2 separate regions of the Mus musculus genome follow, and region 1 is linked to region 2. The links are chromatin loops, found by intact Hi-C in ENCODE. Cell type or tissue: heart. All regions are shown on one strand. Each heading gives the region's core, and the rest is flanking DNA. Links, peaks and the distances in the headings are about the cores only.

Region 1 (12,483 bases), core at 1,556-9,555, 140 kb after region 2:
TCCAGTTCAAGGTATGCTCCCCCTGCCTCAGCTACCTGTGTTGCTGGGATTACAGGCAAGCAGCAATATTCCGCTCAAGCTCAAGTTTCTGTTGTTGTGTCTTGCTTGTTTCTTTTGTTGTTTTGCTTTGCTTTTATGAGACAAGGTCTCATTATATAGCCCTGGCTGGCATAGAACTCAAGGAGATCTACCCTCCTCTGAGTGCCAGGGACAATGGAGTGTGCTACCACACCCGTTTTAGGTGACCTTTTCCGGTCATGTTTCTTGTTTTAAGTGGGCTGGAGATCACATGCTAAGCCAGCGTTCCACCATTGAGCTATTCCTCAGCACCCCCCTCCCCTTTTTCTTTTTCCAAGAGAGGGGTCTCTCTGTGTAGTTTTGGCTGGTCTAGAACTCACTTTGTAGACCAGGCTGACCTGGAACTCACATAGATTTGCCTTCCTCTGCCTCCCAAGTGCTGGGATTAAAGACATGAACTACCACAGGCTTATCTTTCACGTTTGATTTGAACTAGGGTCTCCCTGAAGATGTTCAGTCTGGCCTTGAAGTGACTCTGTAGCCCAGGCGGGCCTTGAACCTATGAGCCTCTTTCCTCAGCTGCTCAGTACAGGATTGACAGGCCTGTGCCACCAGGTTCAGATTTTGATCATTTTTTCCCCATTAATTTATTTATCTATTCACTTTACATCCAGATTGCAGCCCCTCCTACTCCCTATTCCAACTCACACAGCCTCTCCCCTCTTTCCCATCCCCTTCTCTGAAAAGGGGGAGGTCCCCCCGGGTATCCATCCACCCTGGCATATCAAGTCACTGTAGCACTAGGCACACCCTCTCTCACTGAGGCCAAACAAGGAGGGCCAGTTAGGGGAACAGGATCTGTACTCAAGCATCAGAGTCAGGGACAACCCCCTCCCCAGTTATTGGGGGACCTGGATAAGACCAAGTTGCACATCTGCTACATAGGTGTGTGTGGGCAGAGGGAGAGGCCTAGGTCCAGCCCATGTATGCTCTTTGGTTGGTGGTTCCATCTCTGGGAGTCCCAAGAGCCCAGGTTAGTTGACTCTCAGTCTTCCTGTGGAGTTCCTACCGGCTCCCAGTCCCTCAAGCAAGCTACCCTGCTCAACACACTTGTATTCAGGTGTTTTTTATTTTGTTTTAAGAAGTAAAATCCTTGAGTGCTTTCTTACTCAAGGATTTCTTTCTTTCTTCCTTTGTTTTGTTTTGTTTTGTTTTTGTTTTGTTTTGTTTTTGTTTTTGTTTTTGTTTTTGAGACAGGGTTTCTCTGTATAGCCCTGGCTGTCCTGGAACTCACTTTGTAGACCAGGCTGGCCTCAAACTCAGAAATCTGCCTGCCTCTGCCTCCTAAGTGCTGGGATTAAAGGCGTGTACCACCACACCCGGCCCCTCTTCCTTTTTTTTTATTGGATATTTTCTTTATTTATATTTCAAATGTTATCCCCTTTCCCAGTCTCCCCCCTCCTGGAAACCCCCTATCCCATCTCCCCCTCCCCCTGCTTCTATGAGGGTGCTCCCCACCCACCCACCCACTCCCACCTCCCTGTCCTCGATTCCCCTACACTGGGGCATCTATCCAACCTTCATAGAACCAAGGGCCTCTCCTCCCACTGATGCATGACAAGGTCATCCTCTGCTACATATGCAGCTGGAGCCAGTCATGTGTACTTCTTGGTTGGTGGCTTAGTCCCTGGGAGCTGGGAGGGGGGTGTTAATTGATTGATATTGTTGTTCTATCTATGAGGTTGCAAACCCCTTTAGCTCCTTTAGTCCTTTCTCTAACTCCTCTATTAGGGACCCTGGGGCTCAGTCCAGTGGTTGGCTGCGAGCATCCTCCTCTGTATTTGTAAGGCTTTGGCAGGGCCTCTCAGGAGACAGCCATATCAGGCTCTTTTCAACATGCACTTCTTGGCAATCCACAATAGTGTCAGGTTTTGGTAACTGTATATGGGATGAATCCTCAGGTGGGACAGTCACTGTATGGCCTTTCCTTCAGTCTCTGCTCTACACTTTGTGTCTCTGCTCTACACTTTGTCTCCATATTTGCTCCTGTTAGTATTTTATTCCCCTTTCCAGGAAGGACTGGAGTCCTTTGATCTTCTTTCTTTTTGAACTCCATGTGGTCTGTGAATTGTATCTTGGGTATTCCGAGCTTTTGTGCTAATATCCACTTATCAGTGAAAGCATACCACGTGTGTTCTTTTGTGATTGGGTTACCTCACTCAGGATGATATTTTCTAGTTCTCTCTCTCTCTCTCTCTCTCTCTTAAAAAAAAGAAAGAAAAAAGAACAGGGTCTCACTATGTAGTCCTGGCTGGTCTGGAACTCATGGTGATCTACTTGCCTCTTTCTCCTAAGTAATGGGATTAAAGGAGTGTACCACACTCCACGTAGCTTTGCTTTTATATAAAGTTTCCTTGCTACTTTGCAAAGAAAAATAGTATGATAGCCTCTTCCTTATCCTGGACGACCACCGAGGCCTGCAGCTCCAAGATCAACAATGTACTAACCACACCTAAGAAAAACAATTTTGGACCAGATGTGTTATTGAGCACCCATTGTTCCAGTTACTTGGGAGCCTGAGGCAAAAAAGGTTGTGTGAGCTGCAAATTGCTAGACCCTGCCACAAGAAGAAGAAAAGGAAAAGAAAAGAAGAGGAGAAGGTGCAGGAGGGAAATGAAAGAATAAACATCAACACAGTCACGTCGACCAGAATTCAGTCGATACTCGGATTTCCTCAGTTGTCCCTAATGTCCTTCACGACTGTTCTCCCACCTATTATACTTTACTCTTCTCTTCTCTGTAATCATAAGTAGCCATAGATTAATATCAAAGCAGTTGGGCTTTGTCCACTGCGATCAGTGCTCTCTGATTTGTGACGGGATCTGTGAGGAAGCCATCTGGAAAAGCCTTTCCTGACAGACAGAACAGAACCATCCAGCAGCCTCTAGATGTCTCCCTTAGACAGAGAAATGACAGGGAGTGGCTACCAAGCCCTCCCCAGAGTCATCTGGCTCCAAAAGATGCATTTCCCCCTTCCTCTTATTTCTCCAAGGCCAATCTGCCTCTTCTACATTTGTTTCCTCCTAAAAATTGAAATGCAAGATTTCCTTCATTGAAATTAATTATCTGCCTGAATTTATCACATTTTAAGTAGACTGCCTACCATACCCTTTGAAGCTACTGTATTTCGTCTCAGACTTGAGGCTGCCTCTTCTTTCTTTTTCTGAAGATTTATTTATTTATTATTTATGTGTACCTGTCTGAGCCTGTATGAGTATATGGGAACCATTTACAGTGCAGAAACCAGCAGAGGACAGAAGACAGCTTTAGATCCCATGGCATTAGAGTTACTGACTGTTAATGTATGCAAGCAAGTTGGCCTTGGGGACTGAACTCTGGCCCTCTGCAAGAACAGTTAGCAGTCTTAACTACTCAGCCCTCTCTCCATCCCCAGACTGGAGATTTTAAAAGAACATGGGAATACTTGTGACTCACAGGTGGTGCTTTGGATCAAAACAAAGTGTAAAAGAATAATGAAGTCATCCACATGCATTCACACAACACATGTTCCTTAGGTATTAATAGGTGAGAGGTTTGGAAGAGACTCTTGGGCATGTGTGCATGCATGCCACACACACACACACACACACACACACACACACACACACACACACAAAACAAGAACAGAAATACATTCTGGAACCCATATGATCACATGGGATATTCAATATCATTGCTATATAGTCTAACCTCTCAGAGTAGCTTTCTCATCTGCAGGGCATTCCCAATAGGAAAGAATAGTATAAAACTCAGGCCTAGCCAGGTGGTGGTAGCACACACCTTTAATTCTAGCTCTCAGGAAACAGAGATGGGCAGATCTCTGAGTTTGAGGCCAGCCTGATATACAGAGTTCCAGGACAGCTAGGGCAACACAAGGAAACCCTGTCTCAAAAAAACAAAACAAACAAGACTCAGACTTAAAGTGTCTCTGTCATGATCTTTCAAGTTGTAAAGGTCCTTTACTAACATTTTTGACTGTAAGCCCATGCTGAATACGCAGATGAATGTTCACAGGACATCTGAAAGACCTTTGGGGTTACAGCGGGGGTAATCATTTGTATGGTTCCATTGGGCATTCGATGGAGCCTCAAAAGCGAACTCCAAACTAGCCAAGGGAAAAATTGCTTAGTTCTACCTAGCCTGGCAGGGTGTCATAGGCCTTTAATCCCAATGTTGGGGAGAAGAGAAAGGCAGATCTCTGTAAGTCTGAGACCAGCCTGGTCTATATAGTAAAGTCCAGGCCACCCAGGACTGCATACTAAGACCCTGTCTCAAAGAACAAAAAGCTTATTTTGGAAGAGACTAAAGCCCCAAACTCAAAAGCCAACCTCAAAAAGACCTTCTATCATCAACATAGGTTAAAGAATCTATAATGTCTTAACTGAACATAATCTTGCTGAGTTTAAATGGCCCTCCACTTAATCTATTAAAAAGAAGGAGGAGGAAGAGGAGGAGGAGGAGGAGGAGGAGGAGGAGGAGGAGGAGGAGGAGGAGGAGGAGGAGGAGGAGGAGGAGGAGGAGGAGGAGGAGGAGGAGGAGAAAATGTCTGGGACTGGAGAGATAGCTCAGCAGTTAAGAGCACTGGCTGCTCTTCCAGAGGTCTTGAGTTCAAATCCCAGTAACCGCATGGTGGCTCATAACCATCTGTATAATATGTGATCTGATGCCCTCTTCTGGCATGTAGGTGTATATGCAGATAGAGCACTCAGACATTAAATAAGTAAATACATCTTAAATGACCCTCTAGGTATTTAACATATACAAACAAGGCTGAAAACTGGGGAGTCAGTGCTTTTAAGAACAGTTTACATTTAGTTTCTATTTGGAGAGGTATGCGTGCACGGGCATGTACCACAATGTCTGAGCAAAGATGAGAAGATAGCTTGCAGAAGCCATTTCTCTCTCTCTCCATCATGTTTCAGGGATCAAACTCACGTTGCCAGGACTGGTAGCAAGCACCTCTACCCACTGAGCTATCTTGCCAAGCCCTCATTTTGTTTTTGGGTTTGCTTGTTTGTTTTCTATTTTTGAGACAAAGTCTTGCTTTGTGGCTCGGGTTGTTCTCAGATTCACTGTCCCCCTTTCTCTGTGTCTTAGATGGGGTGCCTATCGCCGTGATACAATACTGTGACCAAAAGCTGCTTGGGGAGAAAAAGGTTTATCTCCTCTCACAACTACCAGAGCACACAGGGAACTCAGGGAGGGGACTCAAAGCAGGAACATGGAAGTAGGAACTGACATAGCAGAAGCTAGGGGGGCAGGGGGACATTGCTTACTTCTTGCTCCAGGTTTGTTCAGCCTGCATTCTCATACAAGGCAGAACCATCTGTCCAGGGTTGGCACTGGTGGCCCGAGGTGCCCTCAGTCCACCCACAACAATCATTAATCCATGAATGGCTCCCAGGGCTTGCCTTAGGTCCATTTTATGGAGCGTTTTTCTCATTCACGATTCCGTCTTCTCAGATATAGCTAGGTTTGTGTCGAGCTGACAAAAAGGAACCAGCATAGTCTGCTTCCCAAGTTCTGTGACCACAGGCACTGTGCTGTCACGCACAGCCTTATGGGCCCTCTTAAAAGAATCTTTGCATTGCTGGGTGTGTGGTGCACACCTTTGAGCCCAGTGAATGGCAGGCAGAAGCAGGGGGATCTCTATGAGTTCAAGGCTTATCTAAAAAAATAAATATCTTTTATTATTTGACATCATTTTTCCTTTATTGTACTTAGATAAGTAGAGAGTAGAGACTTGGATTGTACTTAGATAAGAGAGAGTAGCATGGGATAGGACTAGATAGAAAGCCACAAGAAAGGGGAGAGGAATAGGGGTAATGGAGGGATGAAAATGACCAGAGTACTGTGTATACATGTATGCCACAGGGATAAATACTTTTTAAAAAAGGAATTTATATGGGCTGTGTGGAAGTTTGAATGAAGGTGGCCTAGAGGTTCATAGGACTGGCACTATTAAGAGGTGTGGCCATGTTGGAGTAGCTGTGGGGTGGCTGGAGGAAGTAGGTAGGCTTTGAGGTTTCAGAAGCTCAAGCAAAGCCGAGTGTCTCAGTCTTCTTTCTTACTGCCTGCAGAGCCAGATGTAGAACTCTCAGCTCCTCCTCCAGCTCCATGTCTGTTTGTATGTGGCCATGCTTCCTGCCTTGACAATAATGGACTAATCTATAAGCCAGCCCCAGTTAAGCGGTTTTCTTTGTAAGGGTTGCCATGGTCATGGTGTCTCTTCACATCAATAAAACCCTAACTAAGACAGGGTGTTCACTAGTGGTGCAAGGGGTGAAAAGACATCCAGACAGGATGGAGGTTGCTAAAGAGAAGCTCTGATGAATGGGATTTGAGGAATAGGTTTGGGCGATAGCATTTCCCCTCACATCTGTACCCTTTAAAATAATAATAGTTACTTACTGGGTGCTGGTCACTGTGCTTCAGATACTAAGCATTTATACACGTCTTTTTAAAACCTAATAATAAACCCATGTGCTATTATTATCCCAGTTCTCAGACAGGAAACTCAAGGCAGCCAAAATACTCAGTCAATAAATAGCAGCACCATGGGATTTTTGTTTGTTTGGTTTGGTTTGGAGATTTTTTTGTTTTGTTTTATTTTGGTTTGGTTTTGGTTTTTCAAGACAGGATTTCTCTGTGTAGCCCTGGCTGTCCTAGAACTCACTCTGTAGACCAGTCTGGCCTCGAACTCAGAAAGCGTCTGCCTCTGCCTCCTGAGTACTGGGATTAAAGGCCTGCGCTGCCACTGGTCAAGGAAATCTGTTTTTATGAGAACTGCTATAGTGCAAGTGTTTGTCACACTCTTCTGTGTGATCTTGCAAGCGCCAGCAAGCTCTTAATGTAGCTTTTGGGTTTTTTGTTTTGTTTTTATTTTTACTTATTTTTGTGGTACCTGGAATAAAACTGAGGGCCTTTACAAGCAAGGCAAGGGTTCTACCGCTAAGTCCTACCCCAGCTCTGATGTTGCTGTTTTATTTTATTTATTTTTGTGAGTATTTGTGTAGACGTGCTATGTACGGCACTTGTGGAGGTCAGAGAACAATTTCCAGAAATTAGTTCTCTTCTTCCAGTCCTGGGTCCTGCAGATTGAATTCTGGCCATGAGCATGGCTGCAGGCACCTTCAACCGCTGAGTTGACTTGCCTGCTCTGTGTAGAGGTTTAAATAGTCATGCTTTCTCCTCACTCTTCTCTTCTGCACCCCCCCACTTCTTCCTTGTTACTATTCTTTTCTTTTTAGATTTAAAAAATTACTTTTAAAATACTCGACAATTTCGTATATTAATACACGTATAAGCCGGGCAGTGGTGGCATACGCCTTTAATTCCAGCACTTGAGAGGCAGAGGCAGGCAGATTTCTGAGTTTGAGGCCAGCCTGGTCTACAGAGTGAGTTCCAGGACAGCCAGGGCTATACAGAGAAACCCTGTCTCAACCCGCCCCCCCCCCAAAAAAACCCCAAAACACGTATATATGGTCCTGGATGGTATACATACTATAGATGTCGATCATATTGTATTGGGTGTTTTGTTTGGAGGCTGGATGTGAGAGTTGTCAGTGAACATTACTGGTAGGGCATGATTTCTGAGCACGGAGGAAGCCCTCACAAGTTCAAGGCCTACTACTTGTCCAGAGGACCACACGCAGAGACATAGTTAATCCCACAGCCGTCAGAAATGAGCGCTTCTCATGTTTTCAAAACAAGAAGCCCTGCTTGTTTGAGATGTGGGTCTTCTGACAGCCAGGGACCTTGAACTTGGCCCTACACAGCCCTCGATCTCACGTTCCTAGTTCTGCAGCTTGGTGTTCATGAACTTGATGCTTGGACAATAGGAACCTGGCCACTGTGCTCTGGAGCTTCTCACAGATGCCCAGTTTCTGCCGGGAGTCTCTCATCCTCTGCACAGGACAGCATTGTGATGTCGATGATGGGAAAGGGTGGAGCCTCATCCGAATAAGACAGCCATCTTGCCACAACTGTACCTGCTGCTTGTCACACACATGGCCTCCAGGGTTTTAGAGGAGAGGCACTCATCTTCATCTGATACCTCGTGGTCACAGAGTGGGAATTTATCCATTTTTGGCTTCTTCCACCCCAGGTCAAAGATGCAGGAGCAAGACTTGGAGTATGACTTGGGTTTTTTTCTTTTGTTTGTTTTTTTTGTTTTTGTTTTGTTTTTTATTTTATTTATTTTTAAAGATTTATTTAATTTATTTATGAGTACACTGTTGCTGTCTTTAGAAACACCAGAAAAGGGCATCGGATACAATTACAGGTGGTTGTGAGCCACCATGTGGTTGCTGGGAATTGAACTCAGGACCTCTGGAAGAGCAATCAGTGCTCTTAACCACTGAGCTATCTCTCCAGCCCTTTCTCTCTCTCTCTTTCTCTCTCTCTCCCTCCCTCTTCCCTCCCTCCCTCTCTCCTTCCCCCCTCCCTCTCTCTCTCTCTCTCTCCTTCCTTCCTTCCTTCCTTCCTTCCTTCCTTCCTTCTTTCTTTCTTTCTTTCTTTCTTTCTTTCTTTCTTTCTTTCTTTCTTTCTTTCTTTCGAGACAGGGTTTTTCTTTGTAGCTCTGGCTGTCCTGGATCTCACTCTGTAGCCCAGGCTGGTCTCACACTCACAGAGATCCCCATGTCTCTGCCTCTAAAGATTAAAGGCGTGTGCTTCCACTGCCCAGCTTCTACTTATAATTATTATGTGTAAACAGAGGTGTGACATTTTTAAAATAAATGTCATTGCAAGGGGCTTGAGAGATGGCCGAGTGGTTTAGAGTATCTGATGCTCTTGCAGAGGATCCGGGTTTGTCTCCAGCACTGACCTGGTGGTTCATAACCATTTGTAATTCTAGTTCCAGGGGATTCAGCACTCTCTTCTGACCTACGTGTGGTACCAGGCACACACTTTGGGCACATGCATACATGCAGACAAAACACTCACATTTATAAGATCAATAAGTGTAAATAGAATCATAGGGTATAAGTAGAATTCTGACACAGCAGTTCTCTTGCTGAGCCTTGCCTCTCCTCCAGGCTCACACTATAATTATGCAGATCTAGGTTTCTACTGTTCTGCTTGGTTTTTTGTCAACTTGATGCAAGCTAGAGTTCTCTGGAAAGAGGAACCTCAGCTAAGAATATACCTATATCAGATTGCCCGTAGGTGCATCTTCAGGGGCATTTTCTTAATGATGGGTGTGGGAGGGCCCAGCCTACTGTGGGCAGTGCCGATTGGCTAGGTGATCCTGGATGGTATTAGAAAGTTCGATGAGGGGCTGGTGAGATGGCTCAGGGGGTAAGAGCACCCGACTGCTCTTCCAAAGGTCCAAAGTTCAAATCCCAGCAACCACATGGTGGCTCACAACCACCTGTAACAGAGATCTGATGCCCTCTTCTGGTGTGTCTGAAGACAGCTACAGTGTACTTACATATAATAAATAAATAAATCTAAAAAAAAAAAAGAAAGTTCGATGAGCAAGCCATGGAAGTAAGTCCACAAAGCAGCACTTTTTCGTGGTTTTGGCTTCAGTTCCTGTTTCCATGTTCTTCCCTTGAGTTCATGTCCTGACTTCCCTCCATGACGGAGTGTGACCTGTGAGTTGTAAAGTGAAATAAACTCTTTCATCCCCAAATTAGTTTTGGTTATGGTGTTCATCATAGCAATAGAAACCTAACTGGGTTGGACACTGGGCTATAGCCAGATATTTTCACAGAAGGGTATGAGACCTATCACCATAATGTCTCATTGGTTGATTGACTATGGTGCTTGGAACTGAAATCAGGGTCTAGTACACGCTGATACTCTACCACTTAGCCATTCCCAGCCCCTATTATTTTTTTCTTTTCCTTTCTTTCTTTCTTTCTTTCTTTCTTTCTTTCTTTCTTTCTTTCTTTCTTTCTTTCTCTCTTTCTTTTTGGTGTGTGTGAGCTTATGTTCTGAAGCCAGAGGTCAATTTCCAGTGTCTTCCTCTATTACTCTCCACCTGTGTGTGTTTGTGTGTGTGTGTATGGTATGTGTGTGTATGTAATGTATATGCATGCATGTGTGCACATGTGTTACCTGTGTGTGTAGAGAGATGAGCTTGAGATGGGAAGTCCTTCTTAGTCACTCTCCACTTGACTCATTGAGACAGGGACAATCAATCAAACCCAGGGCTTGCCAATCTGGACTAGTCTAGCCAACCAGCTTGCTCCAGGGATCCCCTGTCTTCTGAGCGCTGGAATTACAGGAGGGCTGCCATGTTTCCTGGAATTTCCCATGGGTTTTGGGAACCTGAACTTTGAACAGCAAGTACTTGACCCACCCAACCGTCTCCCCGGGGCTGCTCCACTTTACTTTCTGAATCAGGATCTTTTTCTGGGAATCTAAAGATGACTGATTTGGTTGGCCAGCAAGTCCCAGAAGGCCTCCTGGCTGTCTCCACAGTGCTAGGATGCAGGCATGTGTAGTCTTTTTTCTCCCAGCCTGAAACCTGCTTGCTCAGGGGTGGAGCTTCCTGCTCATTCGTTCTGCCATGCCCACTGCTAGAACCTGCGGCTTTGCTGTTCCAAAGCCATCACGTGCTCACCCTGCTACTGGACTCCGAGATTATTTGGCGGGAATCGGGTCCCCTCCCCCTTCCTTCATAACTGAGTGTCGCAACAGTAAAAATTGAGCTTTGATCAGAGTGACTTTTGACTTGGCTTCGTTCTTTCTTCCACCCGTCTAGTTCTTCTCTTTCAGCCCGAGTTGCCATCTCAGTTGAACCTTCGTTGCGAACTGTGGGCCGGCCACAACAGTTTGGCGCCGGAATAGGGACCTGAAGAATGGCAGAAGGGCGCTGAGAAAACGCTGTTGGTGTGGAGCTCCACGGGAAAGGCAAAGGATCTTTGTATCAGGCACCAGAACAACAAACAGATACACATGCTAGCGCTAGCTTAATAATTTCATTCTTGTAAGGTGTTGCTAAGGGTGCGGTAAGATACGAGCTAAGCTTAAATCGGTGCTAACCCAACGCTGGTTCTGCTTAGGTCAGCAGCGTGTTAATCGGAACTAGAAAGGGAAATCAGGCGGTCGTCCACAGCTTTTTAGGAAGCTGCTTTAGGCGGAAGAAGGAAGGGTTTAAAGTTATGGATCAGGCGGTTGCCCTTAGTTTTCAAGAGTTGTTTCAGGCCAGAGGAGTAAGGCTTAAAAGTACAATTAGTAAGAAATTTTTTAGGTAAGATAGATAGCTGTTGCCCATGGTTCAAGGAAAAAGAAACAGTAGATTGCGGAACCTGGGAGAAAGTTGGTGAGGCCTTAAAAATCCTTCAGGCAGATAATTTTACCTTAGGCCTCTGGGCGCTATAAATGATGCTATAAAAGATGCCACTTCTCCAGGGCTAAATTGTCCCCAGGCGGAGTTTGTGGTATCTCAGGAGGAGTGCCTATCAGAGAGGGCCTCCTCAAAAAAAGGTCTTCTTAACTCAAAAATTGATAAATGTGGAAACTCGGATGATAAACTGATTTTTAACAAAAATCACTCAGATAGAAGAGCTGCCCATTATTTTAATGAAAATTGGTTCTCTTGTAAATTTCCCACTCCACCTATAGTCCCCACTTCGGGAGGTGCTACTCATAGGGACACACGACTAAACAAGTTAGAGTTTGAAATTAAGCTTCAGAGGCTGACTAATGAGCTTCAAGAACTAAAAAAGATGTCAGAAGCAGAGAAGATTAACTCTTCTGTAGTTCACCAGGTGCCACTGAAAAAGAGCTGTGAGTCAGGCTCGTGGAAAAAGACAGAATAGGTCTGATACGCTAGCCTTTCCTGTGGTCAAGGTAGTTGATCAGCAAGATACTAGGGCCAGACGTTACCAGACTTTAGATTTCAAGTTAATAAAAGAGTTAAAGGCGGCTGTTGTGCAATATGGCCCTTCAGCCTCATTCACTCAAACATTACTAGACACAGTTGTAGAGTCACACTTAACCCCCTTAGATTAGAAGACTCTTTCTAAGGCTACCCTGTCAGGAGGAGATTTTTTTGCTTTGAGTTTCTAAATGGCGAGACACCAGTAAGAAAACCGCTGCTTCTAACGCTCAGGCTGGTAATTCAGACTGGGATAGCAACATGCTTTTAGGAGAGGGTCCATATGAGGGACAGACAAATCAGATTGATTTTCCCGTTGCAGTATACACGCAAATTTCGACAGCCACATGCCATGCTTGGGGACGGTTGCCAGTCAAAGGAGATATTGGTAGAAGTTTAGCTAGCATTCAGCAAAGTTCTGATGAACCATATCAGGACTTTGTAGACAGGCTATTGATTTCAGCTAGTAAAATCCTTGGAAGTTCGGACACGAGAAGTCCTTTTGTTATGCAATTGGCTTATGAGAATGCTAACGCAATGTGCCGAGCTGCGATTCAACCACATAAGGGACA
Region 2 (12,483 bases), core at 3,095-11,094:
GCCTGGGACAGAGCTTTGGTGACTTCCCTCCTGCACCACTGGCCTACTTACCCTACAGTAGCCCGAGGTGTGAGAGAGCGAGCGCCTTCCTGCTACACTGCTCCTCTCCTGAGAAGGCTTAGGAGGAGGCATTCTTGAAGGAGTTCTGTCCATTTAGAGAAGTATATACTAAAGAGTGAAGTTGGTGCCTAGTCAATCAGGTGACAGCTCTGTCACACTGGAGAAGCTCTGGTGCTCTGGGCGTTCATAGTACAATCAGAGTAAGAAACCTGCTGTCCATCTCTTCTGTGCTGGACACAGTTAATCATCCTTACCCCTTCCCTTACAGGGAAGTAGCTGTAAAACAGGACTTCTCACAAAGTCAGACGCAGCCGGGCGTGGAGGCGCACGCCTTTAATCCCAGCACTTGGGAGGCAGAGGCAGGTGGATTTCTGAGTTCCAGGCCAGCCTGGTCTACAAAGAGAGTTCCAGGACAGCCAGGGCTACACAGAGAAACCCTGTCTTGAAAAACCAAAAAAACCAAACAAACAAACAAAAAAAACAAAAACCAAAAAAAAAACCCACAAAGTCAGACGCTTCTGCCTGCCGGGTGGCATTCTGTCTGGCTAATCCTGCTATACCCACCGAGAGGCACCGAGTTCTCTGAGACAATAATTCTCTTTGGTTGGTCATTTAGTCTGTTTCATTCTGCTATAACAGAAAGTCACAAACTGAGACCTTTCCCTTACATTTATTTATTTTATTATTACTATGTTTGTATACATCGTGAGGTATGGGCTTGTGTACTGCAGTACATGAGTGGAGTCAGAGGACAGCTTAGTCACTTGATTCTCACTGTCCACTTTTACATGGCTCCAAGATCAGCCTCCAGTCACCAGGCTTATGGGACAAGTGCCTTTACCTGTTAAGCCATCTTAGCAAATTCAGGACAGAAATTCATTGGCTCATAGCTCTAGAAGATGAGGGGCTCCAGATCAAAACACTGGCATCCTGAAGAGCTTGCTTACTGTGTACCACATGGCAGGAGACCGAAGAGCATCAGCTCCACTGAATCCTCATTAATCGGTTATGTCCTTAGAGCCTCAGCTCTTAATACTGTTACAGTGGCAGCTGAATTCCTACATCCCTTTTACCAGTGATAAATACCTAGTCCATAGCAAGTGGTTAGTGAAGTAACTAAGGAAAATAGATAATCTCTTTAAAAATTGTAAAGTGAGGGCTGGTGAGATGGCTCAGATGTTAAGAGCACTGACTGCTCTTCTGGGGTCATGAGTTCAAATCCCAGCAACCACATGGTGACTCACAACCATCTGTAATGAGAAACAAATATAAAAAAACCTGGGCTGGTGAGATGGCTCAGTGGGTAAGAGCACCCAACTGCTCTTCTGAAGGTCCTGAGTTCAAATCCCAGCAACCACATGGTGGCTCAAAACCATCTGTAAGATCTGACTCCCTCTTCTGGAGTGTCTGAAGACAGCTACAGTGTACTTACATATAATAATAAATAAATCTTTAAAAAAAAAATAAAAAAAAATTAAAAAAAAATAAAAAAACCTATGGGCTGGAACACTCAGGAGGCCAGAGATGGGATAGGGGGAGCGGGCCAGAGCAAAAGGAAGAAGGGAAGGGGGAAGAAAAACATTAAAAAAAAAAAAATTTAAGTGTGTGTATGTGTGTGGGTGCGTGCCTGCCTCCTTGCCTGCCTGCCTGCCTGCCTGCCTGCCTGCCTGCCTGTCTGTCTGTGGGACTCTGCTCCTGAGTGCAGTGCTTACAGAAGCCAGAAGAAGGCATTCAGAGTGAGTTCTGAGAACTGAACTCAGGTCCTCTCCAAGACCAACAGATGTTCTTCTTTGCCGAGCCATCCCCATCCCCACCCCATCCCATCCCAAGAAAGTAGTCTCTGTGTTTTGGTTGGTTGGTAAGTGTTTGTTGTCCTTCCTTCCTTCCTTCCTTCCTTCCTTCCTTCCTTCCTTCCTTCCTTCCTTCCTTCCTTCCTTCCTTCCTTTTGGTTTGGAGTGTGTGGGGGTGGGGTGGGGGTGGAAGAGTTTTGGGACAAGGTTTCTCTATGTAGTCCAGTCTGACCTGGAACTTGCTCAGTAGTCAAAGGTCCGCCTGCCTCTGCCTCCCAAATGCTGGGATTAAAGGCATGTGCCACCACACCCAACAACAACAAAAAATAGATATTCTTTAAGTAACTGTTCTTCTTTTATTAATGGTAGAATTTTTAAAGTTCAGAAACATTTGAGTAATGAAGTTAGAGTCCCCCTAATACCTAAGGGTAACTGTTAGCACAGTGCACCTCACTCTAATCCTGTAGTCTCAGCACTCTAGTTACACACTGTAGTTTCCCCAGGGCAAGGAATAAAAGAGTCTTTCTAACTTCCTCAAGTCTAACATAATATCATGGGCTTTTCCCTGTGCCACTCAATTTCAAACCTTTTTAATGGCTTCGTGGTATTTCCTGAGAGCTTAGGCATAATTTGAAGTATCTCTCAGTTGTTAGACATTTAGATCGGCTTGGTTTTTCTCTTACTGTTAGGAATATGTATACATTTTCATGTATATAATTACACCCTCCTCCCCCAGTTTATACCATGGCAGTACAGCTTGCTTCTAATATACAAGCAAGTCTGAAATAGAGGCGATTCAAAGAAACAGACAAACAAAAACCTTTCATAGCATGAATTGAATATTAAGATGTTATGTAATTTCTTTTTTAAACTTTTTCTTCCAGCATTCGGGTTTCAACCTGGAATAGACTGAATTATCTAAAGAATGGAGTACTAAAGTCTGCCTTAAAATCTGCCATGGCCCATGACCCCATCTCCCCTGTGCTCTCCGATCCACACTTGGACACTGTGGACCAGCGGCTTCTGAATGTCTTGGCCACCATCAAGCAGTGTACTGACCAGTTTGGGACGGATACTGTGCTGGTGGAAGACAGGATGCCACTCTCCCACTTGTAATTCTCAACGCAAAACAAGTGGAACTGATTTTACAAAGATAGAGAAACAGCACAATCAATTCCAAATGGCATGCGATGGTCTGCAGGTGGCCACAGTGGGTGCTGGTGGCAGAAGACGGTGGCGGCCCTGGGAGTGCTCGGTGTTTTCTGCAGTGCAAGCTACGGACCACAGTTAGGCTGCCTCACCTCTCAGGCGGCCAGCAGCAGCTCTGCTCAGTCTTTATTCCCACACCAAAGGGCGAGCAGGTGTGACATTGGCTAAGGAAGTGTTTCCAGAGTGTGCGTCTCGGGTGACCCTTGCTGTCTTTTCTCTACACCCATGGATTCTCTGAAAATACTTTGCAGTTCCTTGTGTCTTAAAAAAACACAAAAACAAAAACCAGAACTAGTCAGATTGAAACCATACTGTTCCTCCAGAGCGGCGTTAGACAGGATAGCGGTCCGCACCGGGGGCCGTGTTTAAGGGAGATTGGAGGAGGGGAAAGGCGGAAAGGTCTTGGGACTCTAAGCTATTGGGTGGCATGGATTTGACATCTCAGGGAAGAGAAGAGGGAGGGACTCACTCTTTAGAACCAGGAAGATAATTGACTTAGTGAAAGACAGCTTCCCCTCTGTTTAGGTTCTCAGATATGTCCAGAGCAAATTAGTCATCCCCCGGTTGTGTTCATATTAACCACAATCATCTCTAGAGGAAAGAGTATTACAACCCAGGCATGATCCTCTATGGACACTAACTTACCCCATGTCCACCTTTGCCCAAAAACACTGAAACTGTGCTCTCTGCCACCTGCCCCCCACGCTTTTTCTTTTTCTCTCTTTGGCATTGTTCATTTTGAGGTAGACCATAGACTCTAGCCCAGGCTGATCTGGAGCTTACTGTATAGCCCAGGCTTTGAACTGGCCTTAGCCTTCCACATGCTAGGATTATAGGTATGAACCAACATGCCCAGCTCTCTCTTCTCTCGTGAAGTCATACCCTGTGAGTAACTGGCCTGTAATGGCGCTCTTCCTAGGACAGTGGTGACCTTGTCTGTGCCGGTGACTGCACCCTGCAGGTAACAGTGAAAGCTTTTAAGCCTCTGAGCCTCGAGACTGGGGAGATTGAGTTTATACCCCCTAGTCTCTCACATTCAAATCTAGTAGCCTGTAACCACTTTTAAATGGCTTGAAATTAGGAAACTTGTACATTTAATGTACACTTTGCGGTAGATTAAGGAATATACTGCATATTTCTTTTTTTAAACTCGGGATATTGAACTTCAGAAAACAAATATTAGCACAAAACACTAAAATAGTGTTAACAAAAGGAGATATTGAGCCAGGCAGTGGTGACACGCACACCTTTAATCCTGGCATTTGGGAGGTAGAGGCAGTCAGATCTCTGTGAGTTCAAGGCCAGCCTGGTCTACAGAGTAAGTTCTAGGACCAAACCCAAAAAATAAAGCAAAAACAAAAGGAGGTATTAAGTCCAGTTTCCAGGCTACTTGCTGTGTACATCAAGAAAATTCAGTTGAATTCTGAGATTAGCATGGTTATTAGCACTTTATGCTGGGAGCCAGCAGAGTGGTGGACTTCCGTGCTGACTAAGCTGTGGCTCAGCATTCCATTGCACACTGGTGAAGTGAGTAGGGATTGTTCCCAGGCAAGCAGCCGTACTCGTCATGTTTTCTGCGGAAAAGAACAGGCAGGAAAGCTGCTCCGAGCAGTTAGAGAAAAGCCGCCTCACACTGTGTTTCACACTCGGGCAGTAAGTATTGTAACGCCGGCCTCTTTTTGGGTCATTTACTAGATTAGGACTATTACATCCAAGGCACTGGGGGATTCTGGTGGGCTCCAAATTAGCTTTACTGATTGAACATCCACAGAGATGGAGGCATTTAATACAAAACCAGGAACTCCGAATCCATTGCTCTTTCCTCCTTTGCTTTCACTTCTTAAGTATATGTGTTCTGAAGTTGAGATGGGAGAGATTTGAATATAGAATTTTTATTCTCAAACTGTTTAGTCATCTAAGGCTTCATTGTACTTCGGGGAGAGCTATAAGTAACTCACCTTTAAAACAACAGGCTCTGATTTGCTGAAGAGGTTTGGTATTTTTTAAGGTATGTCTCCCTGTTTGCACTCAGGGTTAAAGTGTCAGACTAAATTTTTAGAAGAAAACAGAAATTCAGGTGTGTGTTCATTATAGGTTATTCAGCAAAGTGGACCCTGACAGTTTCTCGGTTTCCCCAGTGCTGAAGACAGCATTGCCATCCAAAGAAACTCACATTTTCTTTAAAGCTATCACACTTTGTCTTCTTATCCCCTGCTTCCTGTTCCTTCAGCCTCCCTTCCCTTTCCTTCCTGGATCTCTGATTATCTTGTGATCATAGCACCTGCTGTCGGCACACTCCCGTGAGTCCTGTGGTCAGGGTTTCAGGATAGGAGGTGGAGGTTTGGGTTAACGTGGGAAAATGTTCTTGCTTTGACACAAGGAAGTACTGAGTGGCTGCACCGAGAAAGGACTTGGCTAGTAAGGTTAGAATGTGCATCGCGCATAGCCGAGCAGCCTGCTAGCAGGTGACACACTCCGTGGGGGAGGCTCTTCTCCCCTTCTTTCTCTAGTCTGGGTGGTGAACGGGCTGACACTGCTGTCACTGGTTCTTAGGACCTAAGGTGGTCCTCATAAACTCCTGGGGGAAGCTGGGAGCAACTTCCTGGGAAGCTAATTTATTTGTCTAAAGGGTGGTGTGGGCATCACCACCCTTGTTTGATCTGCCTTGGATTTCCTCTTGGAGCTTATGTGCAGATAGAGGTTGTACTTGGTAAGATTTCTAATGTGTTCTATGGGTTTCAATTCTGAAAAAAAAATAAAAGATTTTAATATATATTATTGTATAATGTCTTCTGGTTAATCTCCCCCCACCCCCAACCCCATGCTTTCTATGCCATTTCTATTCCTACTGCTGTTTTTTAGGGAGAGAATGTTACATCCTTTATTTCTGCTTAACCTTCCATAGGGACTGCTTCCTGTGGTTGAGAGCCTTAGACTTCCTTACGAGCTTTTGAACGGCCCACATAGATTGTACCTGTTACCTACAAGTCGTCCTAGGACTAGTCATAGGACTAGTCGTCACGGGACTAGTCACAGGACTAGCTGCTAGTGTTTCCTGGATGTTCAGTAGTTTCCTTCTTCCTTGTAGCTTCTTGGAGATGAGGAATTATGAGTCCTAACTAGGACTTGGCAGCGCACTACACTACAGACAAGAAGAAAGGACCAGTTTCCCTGATTAGAATTCTTAGAATACCCAGAATTTACATTTTTGAAATGGAAATCTAGTATCTAACCCCTCAGCCAGACAAGTATCGTTTAGATTTCCTCTCCATGTGCTGCATAAGTGTGCCAGCCTTGTCATTGTATTTGAACAAGGCACATGGAGACCAAATTCTGGCATGCGTTCCAGTTCACCACATACAGATTGTATCAGTTTTCTATTATTGTGATAAAACATCATAACCAAGGCAATTTATTGCAGAGAAAGTTTGTTTGGGTTTACAGTTCAGATTGGATCCATGATGGTGGAGTAGAGGCAGCAGATAGAGAGGCTAGAGCTGAAGTCATGTCTTCATACTTTGTTTTTCTCTCTTTTTTTCTTGAGAGTTTGGCTACTGTTCTCTTGTTGTAAAGAGACATGACCAAGGCAACCCTTATAAAAGAAAGCACTTAACTGGGGCCTTCCTTACAGGTTAGCACACACTCCTCATGGTGGGAAGGAGATAGGTATTGTGGTGGAGCAGTGGCTGAGACCTTTACAGACTGATTCCTAAACTGCAGGTAGGGGTGGGGTGGGCTGGGGTGGGCTGGGGTGGTAGAGCAGCCAGACTGGGCTCAGCCCAGTGATAGGCTTCTTGCAGCAAGGCCGCATCTCCCAGTCCTTCTAATTGTTCTCAGGTAGTTCCACTCCCTGGTGACTAAGCTCTTTAAATATCTGAGTCTATGAAGGCCATTCCCATTCAGGCTGCCACATTCCATTACCTCACCCCAGAGGCTCTGACCCACATCCTAATGCAAAATCCCATTTCTTTCAACATCCAAACTCTCCAGAGTCTTTCACAGTCTCCGTGCTGTTCAAAAGTCCAAAGACTCAAGGCAGTCTCTTAACTGTAACGCACTGTAAAATCAAAATGAAGAAGCAGATCACACACTTCCAACATATAATGGCACAGAATATACATTTCTGTTACAAAAGGGAACAGAGGGGAGCCTATGAAGGAACACTGGACCAAAGCAAGAATGAAATCCAGCAGGGGGCTGGTGAGATGGCTCAGTGGTTAAGAGTGCCGACTGCTCTTCCAAAGGTCCTAAGTTCAAATCCCACAACCACATGGTGGCTCACAACCATCCGTAACAAAAATCTGATGCCCTCTTCTGGAGTGTCTGAAGACAGCTACAGTGTGCTTACATATAATAAATAAATAAATATTTAAAAAAAAAAAAACACACACAAAAAGAAAAAAAAAAAAGAAATCCAGCAGGGAAGACTTCAAATTCTGTTGTTAGACTCTAACAATCGCGTGGTTCACACTCTCAGTAGCTCCCCTTGGCAGGCATCCCAGGGGCTTTGGCATCTCCAACATCTTGGGATCTCCAACCCAGTCCAAGCTTTTCTGTACCAGCTTGTCCAGGTGTCCATGCAGGACTCCCCTGGGTCCTAAAGCCAGAGTAGCATGGCCGAAGCTGTCAAGTTCTGTTTGCTAGCTCAGGATCCTGCCCACTTCGTCTTCATACTTTCAACCACAAGCACAGAGCAGAGCAAACTTGAAATGGCGTGAGACTTTAAACATGTTTGTTGTTTTGGGTTTTGAGACAGGGTTTCTCTGTGTAGTCCTTGCTTTCTTGGAGGAACTCGCTCTGTAGACCAGAGCTGGCCTCGAACTTAGAGATCTACACTTCAAGTTCTGCGTTTACGGACAAGTTCTTAGGCAATGCCTTGGATCTTTAGACTGCTTGACTAGTTGGCGAGCCCTCACGGCTTCCTGTAATTCCCACAGTGGCCTCTAGGTGTCCCCATGGCCCACGCGCTCTTCCTGATGTTTACATCCACTAGTCCCACAAGAATGGGATGTGACGAATTTACAGAAATACTTAGAGACTGATCCAAACCCCGGTGTACAATCCGGTTGTTGTTTCATTGTGGGGCCGACTTCTTGGTGAAACCTTTACCTCAAGATTTTTTTTTTAAAGATTTATTTATTGCTGGGCGTGGTGGCGCACACCTTTAATCCCAGCACTTGGGAGGTAGAGGCAGGTGGATTTCTGAGTTCGAGGCCAGCCTGGTCTACAAAGTGAGTTCCAGGACAGCCAGGGCTATACAGAGAAACCCTGTCTCGAAAAAACAAAAAAACAAAAAAACCAAAAAAAACAAAAACAAGAAACCCAAACAAATAAACAACAACAAAAAGATTTATTTATTTATTTAATGTATGTATACTGTAGCTGTCTTCAGACACACCAGAAGATGGCATCAGATCTCATTACGGATGGTTGTAAGCCACCATGTGGTTGCTGGGATTTGAACTCAGGACCTTCGGAAGAGCAGTCAGTGATCTTAACCGCTGAGCCACCTCACCAGCCCCCACCTCAAGATTTTTTTATTGCTTTGTTTAAACTATACAAGCATAGCCATTTAATTATTTTACAAAGATATAAAATGCATACATCTAGAAAAGAACAGCCTCTTTAACAAATGGTGCTGATAAACTGGATATCCACATAGAAGACTGATTTCTGCTGTCTCTCACCCAACATAGCAATCAGTTCAAAGTGAACTGGTCTACCAAGTGAGTTCTAGGACAGCCAGGGCTACACAGAGAAACCTTGTCTCGAAAACAAAACAGGCAAACAAAAAATCCAAACAATAACAAAAACCCATAGTATGTTAGACTGTCATGCATGCTCAGATATTTATTTTACTTATTTACAAATTTTATTTATTTATTTTATTTATTTATTTACAACTAAGTGTAAAGAAGTGGGTCAGTTTCCTGCCACCTTGGCAAGCACCCGAGAGTTATCAAAGAAACAGTTTATTTGGTTCATAACCTTGAAGGTCAAGTTCACTACTTACAGACCTCTGGGAAAGGTGGGCAGAGTGCATCGTGGCGGGAGCAATTGGTAGAACAAAACTGCTCACCCACAATTCTCTTTCAAGAACATGCCCCCACCCCAGTAACCCAAAGACCTCCACTAGGGCTCACTTCTAATTTCCACCACCTTCCTCCTGATGCCAAGCTGGGAACCAAGCCTGAGTTTTTGGTGTTTTCTAAATATTGACAGGGTCTCACTATGTAACTGTAGCTGGCTTGGCACTCAGTATGTAGACAAGGCTAGCTTTGAACTCAGAGAGCTGTGCCTGCCTCTGCCTCTGCCTCCTGGTGCATCTGATCAGGTTTTAAAACCTAGCTATGCGTGGGCAAGTACTTAGCCTAACATCTGTAATTCTCACATGATACAATTTCCTCTTAACCCGGGGTTTTCCCGAACTCAAATACCATCCTACCCTACTTCTTGCTTCTGCTAGACTGGCATCCATGAAAGCCTGCTGCTGCTCACTGCTCTCTACTGTTTCATTTTCCTCTTTAGAGGACCAGGCCACCCAGCTCTCCACTGCTCACACTCTTCGGACTGCTTCTGCACCCAGCTGACTCCCCTGACAACAAAAAAACGCTCCCTGCTCAGACGGTTTCATCACCCTCCTGTTGGCAGAAAGCTGACCTACGAGGGCAGGGCACCAAAAGGGGTTCTTATGTGGGAGGCGCAGCTGAATGGCTGGCAGTGGCCATTTCGTGGCCACTTGAGGCCACAGGCATGCCCCAGAATAGCCTGCATCCCGAGGGGCAGACAGGGGCTCAGGATTCCTGCAGTCCGGGACACCAGTTTGAGTTTCATTTCGGATGGGTCTCTGGTCTGAATCGAAACTTGGTTCCATTAGGATGGGTTGCTCAGTCAGCCTCTGCGAGGGCGGAGCGGTCACCACGGCGACGCCAATCCTGGGCCGCGCCGGCTGGTGGGTGTCGATGAGTCCTGGGTCCCGGGACTCTTGGAGGCGGAAGCGCTCGCTCCGGTCATGTTTCTTGGCGCTCTCTGGTTGCTGCTGCTCCTGCCGCTGCGCCCCCCGGGAGCGCAGGGCCAGGAGGCCGACGAGCCCACCCCTTGGCCGAGCGTCAAAGGCCTGAAGGAGCAGCTGAGGAAGGCCGGTGCCCTCTCCAAACGGTACTGGGAGCTTTTCAGCTGCACCTTGTGGCCCGATCACTGTGAAGACCAGGAGACCCCCGTGCCGCCTCTGGGTAAGAGCGGTCCCCGCCGCCGACCCCTCGCTCACCTGCCAGTCTCACTCTTAAGCACTGCGTACTGCAGGCCTGCATCAGGGGCCTGGTCACTGCACCCCACCTCCGCACGACTCTAGGTGCAGCCCCTAGGGACAACTAAAGGTCTGGCTGCTCTGCCGCCCCTCACCTGCCCTGATTTCTCTAGACACTCAAGCCTCCCCATTCTTGCTCGCTTTATTGATGATGGTTTAAGGAAAGCCGTTTGTAGACATACTTGGTGATTGTCCCAACCCCAGATACTTTCACTTCTAAGGCTTAGAGAGGAAGCGCTGGGGCGTACGAGGGAACCTGGCTGTGAGTTGGGACCTGAACTCTGGTTTGGGCGCTGTCACACTGAGAAACCTCAGGACTGTCTCTCTTGTCCCTATCTTGCCATCTCATAGCATTTCCTTTCCAGGCTGGAGCCTTCCTCTGTGGGGCCGGCGGTCGCTGGATGTGCTCACTGCATGGCTCTGTCGCTTTCAGGACTGCTGCAGCGGCGGCGGCGATTGCAGGATCTCCAACAACTTGACAGGTTGGAGCTGACGTGATTTTCAGGGTTCAGGTATCTGGGGGAGGGGGTTGGTGAGTATGGAGAAGCGACTGGTGAGAAACCTACCCCTCACGGGTCTGCAATTATTTGAGGACCTCTCTGACAAGACTTTGAACTCCACGATTTCCAGAAAGGACACTCTCCAACAATAGGGACGACAAAACAGCAGCACTGATAGTGCCCTTAGCGGATGTTACATTATACCAACTAGGAAAAGTGCCCAAATACTTGCTATGTGGCTGTTTTCAAAATACTAGTCCTCAGGAGAGCCAGGCAAGTACTTCATCCCTCAGCCCTCCTGGGTTTTTGTTGTTTGTTTTGTTTGTTTGTTTTTTAGAGTATGGAGATACTTAGTGATTTGTTTATAAAAAGATTAAGAAGTTTAAGATATGTTCTATGGGGTTGTGGGGAGGTATGGAAAGGGGGTGCCTCAGTGGGCCCATGCCAAGGCATCCCTTCCCGCTGAAGGGCCAGCAGGGGAAGAAAGGGGAGTTAAGAGGGTAGTAGAGGCAGAGGAAGGAGAGAGAGACAGAGACGGAGAGGCCGGCCTTGAGCACGTGGAGAGAGGGGGAAGGGAAGGGGGAAGCGAAGAGCCCAAGAGAGAAGCAAGCGGGAAGCAAGAGTAAGTAAGGGAGGAGGGGTAAGCAGCCCCTTTTACAAAGGGTCAGGCCTTTGTGGGGAGGAGCATACGAGGCTGTTGCCAGGCAAGTGTAGGTTGGCGTTTAGACAGAATGCTAACACTTAATCAAGAGCAAGAGGCCCTTACCTTACTCCCAACCCCAGTCGTGGTGCTCCCAATTTTTTTTTATCTTTAGTTTATTTATTTATTTATTTATTTATTTATTTATTTAAAGACAGGATTTCTCTGTGTAGCCCTGGCTGTCCTGGAACTCACTCTGTAGACCAGGCTGGCCTTCAACTCTGAAATCCCCCTGCTTCTGCCTCCCAATTGCTGGGATCAAAGGTGTGTGCCACCACTGCCTGGCTAGCTTTAGTTTAAAGGTACAGAGTTTATTGGTATCTATGGGAACCATGAACATCTCATACCCAACTAAGACAGCTGGCAGGAGACACTGTAAGGTGCAGGTTATGCCCTGGTCATCCTCTGTTCTGAAGATGTCCCTATACTCATACCTGAAGGACATCTTTTTTCCTTTTTAAATATTTATTTATTATATGTAAGTACACTGTAGCTGTCTTCAAATACACCAGAAAAGGGTGTCAGATCTCATTATAGATGGTTGTGAGCCACCATGTGGTTGCTGGGATTTGAACTCAGGACCTTCAGAAGATCAGTCAGTGCTCTTAACCGCTGAGCCATCTCTCCAGCCAGGAAGGGCATCTTCTGAGGAAGAACTGTTCATCTCTGTTGGCTCCACTATGTACCAGGCCCTGTGCTAAAAATTCTGCAGCGACTGAGTCAGAATCTCACACAGCCTGCCTCTTTTCAAGAGTGTTAGAATCGGAATAGGAATGGTAAGCAACCTCTCTGAGGGGAGGTGAGATTATGAAGCCAGAAAGCTCATCAATAATTGTGGTTAAAATGTCCCTTAGGGCTGGAGAGATGGCTCAGTAGTTAGGAGCCAGCATTACCCTTACAGAGGGCTTAAGTTCAATT

What was found. A loop is a pair of places that touch in the nucleus more often than their neighbours do. Peaks named below come from ENCODE experiments on the same cell type or tissue, not always from the same donor. Only the 100,000 strongest peaks of a DNase experiment are listed, where the experiment ranks them.
Region 1: it touches region 2 in a loop (3-fold over the local background); 3 of 42 quality-filtered maps call a loop at or near these places.

The regions. Positions count from the first base shown.
Region 1 is chr1:156,530,848-156,543,330 of GRCm38, reverse strand. It overlaps the pseudogene Gm17975. Among named protein-coding and RNA genes, the nearest start is that of Abl2, 22 kb to the left of the region's middle. In heart, for the core only: CTCF peaks have their summits at 2,973 and 4,769 (motif pointing left); no DNase peak of the experiment used is centred there.
Region 2 is chr1:156,671,894-156,684,376 of GRCm38, reverse strand. Tor3a (torsin family 3, member A) reads left to right here and starts at 10,038. Exons shown (of 6, transcript NM_023141.2): 1 at 10,038-10,291; 2 at 10,731-10,847. The coding sequence starts at 10,072. Fam20b (family with sequence similarity 20, member B) reads left to right here. Exons shown (of 8, transcript NM_145413.4): 8 at 2,735-5,806. The coding sequence ends at 2,966. In heart, for the core only: a CTCF peak has its summit at 7,998; DNase peaks (open chromatin) are centred at 7,996, 9,986 and 10,536; H3K4me3 peaks cover 1,814 bases; H3K27ac peaks cover 1,498 bases.